Regions from separate parts of the Homo sapiens genome. Here all the other regions are linked to region 3. Evidence: chromatin loops called from intact Hi-C (ENCODE). Cell type or tissue: PC-9. All regions are shown on one strand.

What was found. Hi-C counts contacts between places; a loop is a spot of excess contacts. Peaks named below come from ENCODE experiments on the same cell type or tissue, not always from the same donor. Only the 100,000 strongest peaks of a DNase experiment are listed, where the experiment ranks them.
Region 1: a loop joins it to region 3, with 9 times the contacts of the local background. A loop is called at or near these places in 2 of 110 quality-filtered maps.
Region 2: it touches region 3 in a loop (7-fold over the local background); 2 of 110 quality-filtered maps call a loop at or near these places.

The regions. Positions count from the first base shown.
Region 1 is chr7:149,055,383-149,057,882 of GRCh38, reverse strand. No RefSeq gene overlaps it. Among named protein-coding and RNA genes, the nearest start is that of PDIA4, 28 kb to the right of the region's middle. In PC-9, no CTCF peak of the experiment used is centred here; a DNase peak (open chromatin) is centred at 1,082; H3K27ac peaks cover 1,591 bases.
Region 2 is chr7:149,065,049-149,067,548 of GRCh38, reverse strand. No RefSeq gene overlaps it. Among named protein-coding and RNA genes, the nearest start is that of ZNF786, 24 kb to the left of the region's middle. RefSeq lists a silencer at 1,643-1,872 and an enhancer at 1,362-2,244. In PC-9, a CTCF peak has its summit at 1,548 (motif pointing right); DNase peaks (open chromatin) are centred at 1,568 and 2,278; H3K4me3 peaks cover 1,061 bases; H3K27ac peaks cover 991 bases.
Region 3 is chr7:148,965,730-148,968,229 of GRCh38, reverse strand. LOC124901768 (a long non-coding RNA gene) reads right to left here and starts at 1,196. Exons shown (of 2, transcript XR_007060580.1): 1 at 1,068-1,196. RefSeq lists an enhancer at 1,103-1,152. In PC-9, CTCF peaks have their summits at 1,065 and 1,267 (motif pointing right); DNase peaks (open chromatin) are centred at 1,359, 1,899 and 2,279; H3K4me3 peaks cover 1,611 bases; H3K27ac peaks cover 1,472 bases.

The DNA of each region.
Region 1 (2,500 bases), 90 kb before region 3:
TTTTTTTTTTTGAGATGGAGTCTCGCTCTGTCGCCCAGGCTGGAGTGCAGTGGCGCGATCTCGGCTCACTGCAAGCTCTGCCTCCCGGGTTCACACCATTCTCCTGCCTCAGCCTCCCAAGTAGCTGGGACTACAGTCGCCCGCCACCACGCCTGGCTAATTTTTTGTATTTTTAGTAGAGACATAGTTTCACCATGTTAGCCAGGATGGTCTCGATCTCCTGACCTTGTGATCCACCCGCCTCAGCCTCCCAAAGTGCTGGGATTACAGGCATGAGCCACTGCGCCCGGCCGACACTCAGTTTTAACCATCACAAATCCACCCCTTGTCAACTTGAATCAATACACATCTCCTGAGATCATATATAATCTTCAAATAAAGATAATAATAGGGTCATAATTATGCCTAACATAATATAACTATCCTTCGTACAACCGGAAACGCACCAATCCCCAACCCAAATACTATGACATAAAGTTAACAATACTTAAATGCTGATGTGAAGTCAATAAATCTAAATGTCATGTGATACAGAAGAAAGGAAATAACATGTTTTTTGTTGTTGTTTTTTTTTTTTTGAGACGGAGTTTTGCTCTTGTCGCCCAGGCTGGAGTGCAATAACACGATCTCAGCTCACTGCAATCTCTGCCGCCTGGGTTCGAGCAATCCTCCCAGCCTCCTGAGTAGCTGGGATTACAGGCGTGCACCACCACGCCCAGCTAATTTTTTTATTTTTTTGTAGAGATGGGGTTTCGCCATGTTGGCCAGGCTGGTCTTGAACTCCTGACCTCAGGTGATCCACCTGCCTCGGCCTCCCAAAGTGTTGGGATTACAGTCGTGAGCCACCACGCCTGGCCTAACATGAAGATATTTTCTTAAGTAGAAGTGTATAAATGCACAAACACGTTTTTAACAAAAGGAGGAAATACTCATGAAAATTACAGTCCTCCTTTTTGCAGCTGGTCATGCGGTCATAGCTGGTATTAATGACTACCTTCTTCACTACCCGTTCTGTGTTCCCTTTATCTTCAGCAAGCACCTCAGCAGGTTGTGGTATTTTCCTGGTGGAGTGACCCAAACCTTCATTCCTGAAGGGTCTGGGTCACTTGTAGTCCTTCCTGGATTGTGCTGTTGTAGTTTCCGGTAGACCTTAATCACAGGGCATGGTAGTATCACATGGTAATACTAAGAGACACCCCAGGCTGGGCGTGGTGGCTCACGCCTGTAATGACACCCTAGGCCGAGGCAGGTGGATCACGAGGTCAGGAGATCGAGGCCATCCTGGCTAACATGGTGAAACCCCGTCTCTACTAAAAATACAAGAAAATTAGCCAGGCGTGGTGGCGGATGCCTGTAGTCCCAGCTATGTGGGAGGCTGAGGCAGGAGAATGGCGTGAACCCGGGAGGCGGAGCTTGCAGTGAGCCGAGATAGCATCACTGTGCTCCAGCCTGGGTGACGGGGCGAGACTCCGTCTCAAGAAGAAAAAAAAAGAGACACCCTAATGGATCTCCTCTATTCCATGCATACTCTTCCTTACCTCCGCTGTGGAGTAGTAGACTGATTTCATCTTGATAGTGCGGGTCAGTCACCCCAGCCCACACTGTAACTCCCTTCTTAGCCTGTTGATTTAAAGGTAGGAGGAGCCCAAAGTGTCCAGGTGGCAATCTTAACTTCCAGTTTAATGGAATCGTGTCTCCTGGTGGCAGCATTCCTCCCTCTGGAACTAAGACCTCTAGGCCAGCAGAACATAATGTCACAGGAACAGGAAGCAAAAATTTTGCTAGTGGATTACTAGGGGTGATGGTGAGTGGTGCCACTTCCACTTCAACCCCTTGATTCCTGGATCCGTGAATTCTGGCTATGGGAGAAACGGTACCATATATTGGACGCTGATTCAGAGCATACATGGTCTTGTGGAGAACTTTACCCCAGCCCTGCAGAGTATTGTCACCTAGTTGGAGTTGTAATTGTGACTTCAATTACAGTGAAGGCCATTCCACCATTCTATCAATCCAGCTGCTTCAGGATGATGGGCAACATGGTTAAGACCAGTGAATTCCATGAACATGAGCCCACTGTTACACTTCTTCTTTCTTTCTTTCTTTTTTTTTTTTTTTTTTGAGATGGAGTCTCGCTCTGTCACCTAGGCTGGAGTGCAGTGGCACGATCTTGGCTCACTGCAAGCTCTGCCTCCCGGGTTCACGCCATTCTGCCTCAGCCTCCCGAGTAGCTAGGACTACAGGCGCCCGCCACCACGCCCGGCTAATTTTTTGTATTTTTAGTAGAGACGGGGTTTCACCCTGTTGGCTAGGATGGTCTGGATCTCCTGACCTCGTAATCCACCCACCTCGGCCTCCCAAAGTGCTGGGATTACAGGCATGAGCCACCGCGCCCGGCCGCCCACTGTTACACTTCTTTAGCCCTAAAGTGAGTGCCTTGGTCAGAGGCAATGCTGTGTGGAATACCATGCATTCCGTGAGTCCACAGATGGTAGTCTTG
Region 2 (2,500 bases), 99 kb before region 3:
CTACTCGGGAGGCTGAGGCGGGAGAATCGCTTGAACCCGGGAGGCGGAGGTTGCAGTGAGCCGAGATCGTGCCATTGCACTCCAGCCTGGGCAACGAGCGAAACTCGGTCTCAAAAACAAAAACAGAAAAACAGAATAAGTGTTTGGATGAGCCAGCCAAGGCGGGTTTTTTTTTTTTTTTTTAAGAAGGAGTCTCCCTCTGTCGCCCAGGCTGGAGAGCAGTGGCGCTATCTTGGCTCACTGCAACCTCCACCTCCTGGGTTCAAGCAATTCTGCCTCAGCCTCCCAAGTAGCTGGGATTACAGGTATGCGCCACCATGCCTGGCTAATTTTTTGTATTTTTAGTAGAGACGGGGGTTTCACCAGGATGGCCAGGCTGGTCTCGAACTCCTGATCTCGTGATCTGCCCACCTTGGCCTCCCAAAGTGCTGGGATTATAGGTGTGAGCCACTGCACCCGGCCCGCGGTTGGTTTTATGGACAGAAAAAGCTTGGGAAAAGCAGAAACAGAAAACTAAAAGTGGGTTGGTTGTTTCAAAGTTACTTTTTTCTTCTAAAGGTTAAAGCAGAGGGGGTGTCTTCTGGCCGGGCACGGTGGCTCACACTTGTAATCCCAGCACTTTGGGAGGCCGAGGCAGGTGGATTACCTGAGGTCAGGAGTTCAAGACCAGCCTGGCCAACATGGTGAAACCCCCGTCTCTACTAAAAATACAAGAATTAGCCGGGCGTGGTGACACACCCCTGTAATCCCAGTTACTTGGGAGGCTGAGGCAGGAGAAGTGCTTGAGCCCGGGAAGCAGAGGTTGCAGTGAGCCAAGATTGTGCCACTTCACTCCAGCCTGGCCGACAGAGTGAGACTCTGTCTCAAAAAAAAAAAAAAAAAAAAAAAGCAGAGGGGTCTTCCTTATGCTGGCCTGTTTGGTGATGTGGCACTTTTGCATGAGTAACTCCATCTTGGTGTGGTCTCTTGGAGCCTAGTGCTGGAGCTGAGTCCGAACCAATGGACTCCTATTATTTTATTTAATAACAGTTTCTTTTTTCTTTTTTTTTTTTTTTGAGACGGAATCTTGCTCTGTTGCTCAGGCTGGAGTGCAGTGGTGCGATCTCGGCTCACTGCAATCTTCACCTCCTGGGTTCAAGTGATTCTCCCGCCTCAGCCACCCGAGTAGCTGGGACTACAGGCGCGTGCCACCACGCCCGGCTAATTTTTGTATTTTTAGTAGAGACGGGGTTTCACCATGTTGGCCAGGCTGGTCTCAAACTCCTGACCTCAGGTGATCCGCCCGCCTCAGCCTCCTAAAGTGCTGGGATTATAGGCATGAGCCACCGCGCCCGGCCGATAACACAGTTTCATTGTGAAGACAGGCGGCTTGTAGTAGCAAAAATTGAAACCGAAAATGGCGACGTTACACATTCTCCAAATCCCTACTAATTTACATACCTATCAATTTCAGAGGCAATCTCGTGTAACCCTAAAGGAGGTTATCTCTGGAGAGCTTGGAGCAGCTCCAATTCAAGTTCAGAGATCCAGGGAGCCCAGAATGCACAGCGCCGCGGGGGTGCCTCCCGCCAGAAGGCGGCGCTGTGGGATCCCAGCCCGAGCCGTGTCCAGGCACAGGAAAGGCAGAGCGTTCTCAGCATGCCCTGCCTGTGCCCTGGGCAACGGCCGCCGCCGAGCGAGATCCCGGGGTCGCGCAGGGTGGGGCTGGGGCTGAAGGGCGCAGGCCCCGCGTACGGGGGCCGCCCCTGCTTTTCCTCCGCGAGACCAGAGCTTAGACTACGGCAGGACTAGTCCCTGGGGTTCCCCTTCGGGTGTCAGACCCTCTCTGGGCGGTCGCGGGAGGGCTCGGGCTCGCAGGATCTGCAGGTGTTGGGGCTGGGGCAGTGGGGAGTGGTCCGTGGGCCCAAGAGGACGAAGCGGAGTCGGGCGGTTCCGGCTGGGAGGAGGCGCCTCCCCGGGGCTGCCCTGACCTAGTAAAATCTGTGGGGAAGCCCTGGCCGGGGAGCCTTCCCCCAGCTCGCTCCCTGGGGCCTGGACAAAAGGCCGGGAAGGAAACGCAGCCCTGGGCTCTGCGGTCTTTGGAACAGAGACTGCGACTTTTCATCTTCGTTTCCCACCTAGTGTGGGGCCCCCGTGGGTGCTGTACAAATGCTGTGGAATCAAAGAATCAGTGGAGGAGTCCCGCACGCACCCATTGATTTTACTCAGTCCAGAGTTTCCGGAGAGTGCCTGCTTCCCTAAGCGCAGCTTGTGGGCGGAGACTCTGCTGGATGAGGTGCAGATTGGGAGAAAGAACAGGAAATTACGGGTGAGAAAAGAAAAGGATTCCCATAAAGGGCACATGTGAAAGTACAATGCTGAATTGCAATATTAGGCACTTCCATTTTCTTTTTATTTATTTATTTAAGACGGAGTCTCGCTCTGTCACCCAGGCTGGAGTGCAGTGGTGCCATGTCAGCCGACTGCAACCTCCGCCTCCCGGGTTCAAGCGATTCTCGTG
Region 3 (2,500 bases):
GTTGCGCGGATCAGGAGATCAGGAGATCAAGACCATCCTGGCTAACACGGTGAAACCGCATCTCTACTAAAAATACAAAAAATTAGCCGGGCTTGGTGGCGGGCGCCTGTAGTCCCAGCTACTCGGGAGGCTGAGGCGGGAGAATGGCATGAAAAAAACAAAGCTCATTTTAACGTCTTAGCCATTTTAAGTGTACCGTACATTCAGTGTTAAGTGCATTCACATTGTACATAATCAATCTCCAGAATGTTTTCATCTTGCAAAAACTGAAACTCCATACTCAAAAATAACAACTTCCCATTCTAAGCTCCTCTCCCCCACAATCCAGCTCCATGGTCACCACCATTCTGCTCCCTGTGTGTATGAATTTGAGAACTCTAGTATTCTAATGTGGAAACACACCACAGCTGGTTTATCCATTCATCCATAGAGGAGCATTTGGGGTTTCCACCCTGTGGCTGTTGTGGATACTGGTGCTAGGAACATCAGTGTAACAAATGTCTGCTCGATTATTCTCTTACTTTGAAAAAACTTTCAAAAAACTAGTTTGAGCCCAATAGGCCTGATTTGCTCTAACGCTGGGTCCTGGATCGCTGGTTGTTGGATCTGAATCATACTGCAGTTTGCTTTCTCCAGACTGGGTAAGGAGCCACTCTTGTTCTCCCTGCAGCCCACTTTTCTGTCACAGGTATTGATATTGATCAATATCTTGCATCCCGGCGGGGCGCAGTGGCTCACGCCTGTAATCCCAGCACTTTGGGAGGCCGAGGTGGGCGGATCACCTGAGGTTAGGAGTTCCAGACCAGCCTGGCCAACATGGTGAAACTCCGTCTCTACTTAAAATACAAAAATTAGCCGGGCTTGGTGGCGCACGTGCCTGTAATCCCACACACTAGGGAAGCCGAGGCAGAATTGCTTGAACTTGGGAGGCGGAGGTTGCAGTGAGCTGAGATGGCGCCACTGCACTCCAGCCTAGGCAACACAGCAAGACATATATATATATGTCTTGCTATATATATAAAAAACCCCTACGTGTCTTTGCCTCTCTGTGCGCCCCCCACACTTACCCTGATGCTTCTTATGTGAGGAGCGGGAACACCGGGCTTTCTTTTGTTCTCCTGCGTGAAGGCTCCCAGGGAGCCTCACCTTCTCTGGGACTTGCCTGGAGCCTCTGCGAGAGGCGAGTATCGGCACCACCAGGCCAGCCCCGAGCAGCATCTCCCATGGGCTGTCCAGGTTCGAGCCAGCGCTTGTCACCCTGTCTGCGTCCTGCAGGGGGCGCCAGAGGCCCAGCGGTCGTTCGGCCCTGTCAGCTGGTTGACACCGAGGGCCAGGATTGCGCTCGTTTTTAAGTATAATATTTTAGGAACGCCGTGACCCCACCCACCTTGGCTGACTGACTTGTGAGATATGACCAAAAACAATGAATCGACATGGAGAAATTGGAACGCTTGCACTCTGCTGGTGGGAACAGAAAATGGTGCAGCCGCTGTGGAAAACAGTCTGGCAGTTCCTCAAAAAATTAAAAATAGCATTGCCGGCTGGGCGCGGTGGCTCACGCCTGTAATGCCAGCACTTTGGGAGGTCGAGGTGGGCGGATCACGAGGTCAGGAGATTGAGACCATCCTGGCTAACACGGTGAAACCCCGTTTTTACTAAAAATACAAAAAATCAGCCAGGCGTGGTGGCGGGCGCCTGTAGTCCCAGCTACTCGGGAGGCTGAGGCAGGAGAATGGCGTGAACCCGGGAGGCGGAGCTTGCAGTGAGCCGAGATCGTGCCACTGCACTCCAGCCTGGGCGACAGAGCAAGACTCCGTCTCAAACAAACAAAAAATTAGCATTACCTTATTTATGATTCACCAATTCCACTTCTGGGTGTGAACCCGAAAGAATCTGGCCGGGCACGGTGGCTCAAGCCTGTAGTCTCAGTGCTTTGGGAGACTGAGGTGGGAACATAGCTTGAGCTCAGGAGTTCGAGACCAGCCTGGGCAACATAGTGAGACCCCCGTGTCTGCAAATAATTTTAAAACTTGGCTGGGCACGGTGGCTCATGCCTGTAATCCCAGCACTTTGGGAGGCCGAAGCGGGTGGATCACTTGAGGTCAGGATTTCGAGACCAGCCTGGCCAACATGGTGAAACCTCAAATCTACTAAAAATACAAAAATTAGCTGGGCATGGTGGCACATGCCTGTAGTTCCAGCTACTTCGGAGGCTGAGACAAGAGAATCACTTGAACCTGGGAGGCGGAGGTTGCAGTGAGCCATGATAGCACCGTTGCATTCTAGTCTGGGTGACAGAGCAAGACCTTGTCTCAAAAAAAAAAAAAAAAAAAAAAAGAAAAAAGAAAAAAAGACTTGAAAGCAGGGACTAGAAGGGAAGATATGTGTACACCTGTGTTCATAGCAGCATAGTTCACAATTAGCCATAAGGTAGAAGCAACCAAGTACCCATCGAGGGACATGAATGAGTAAACGCAATGTGGTATGTACAGTCATCTAC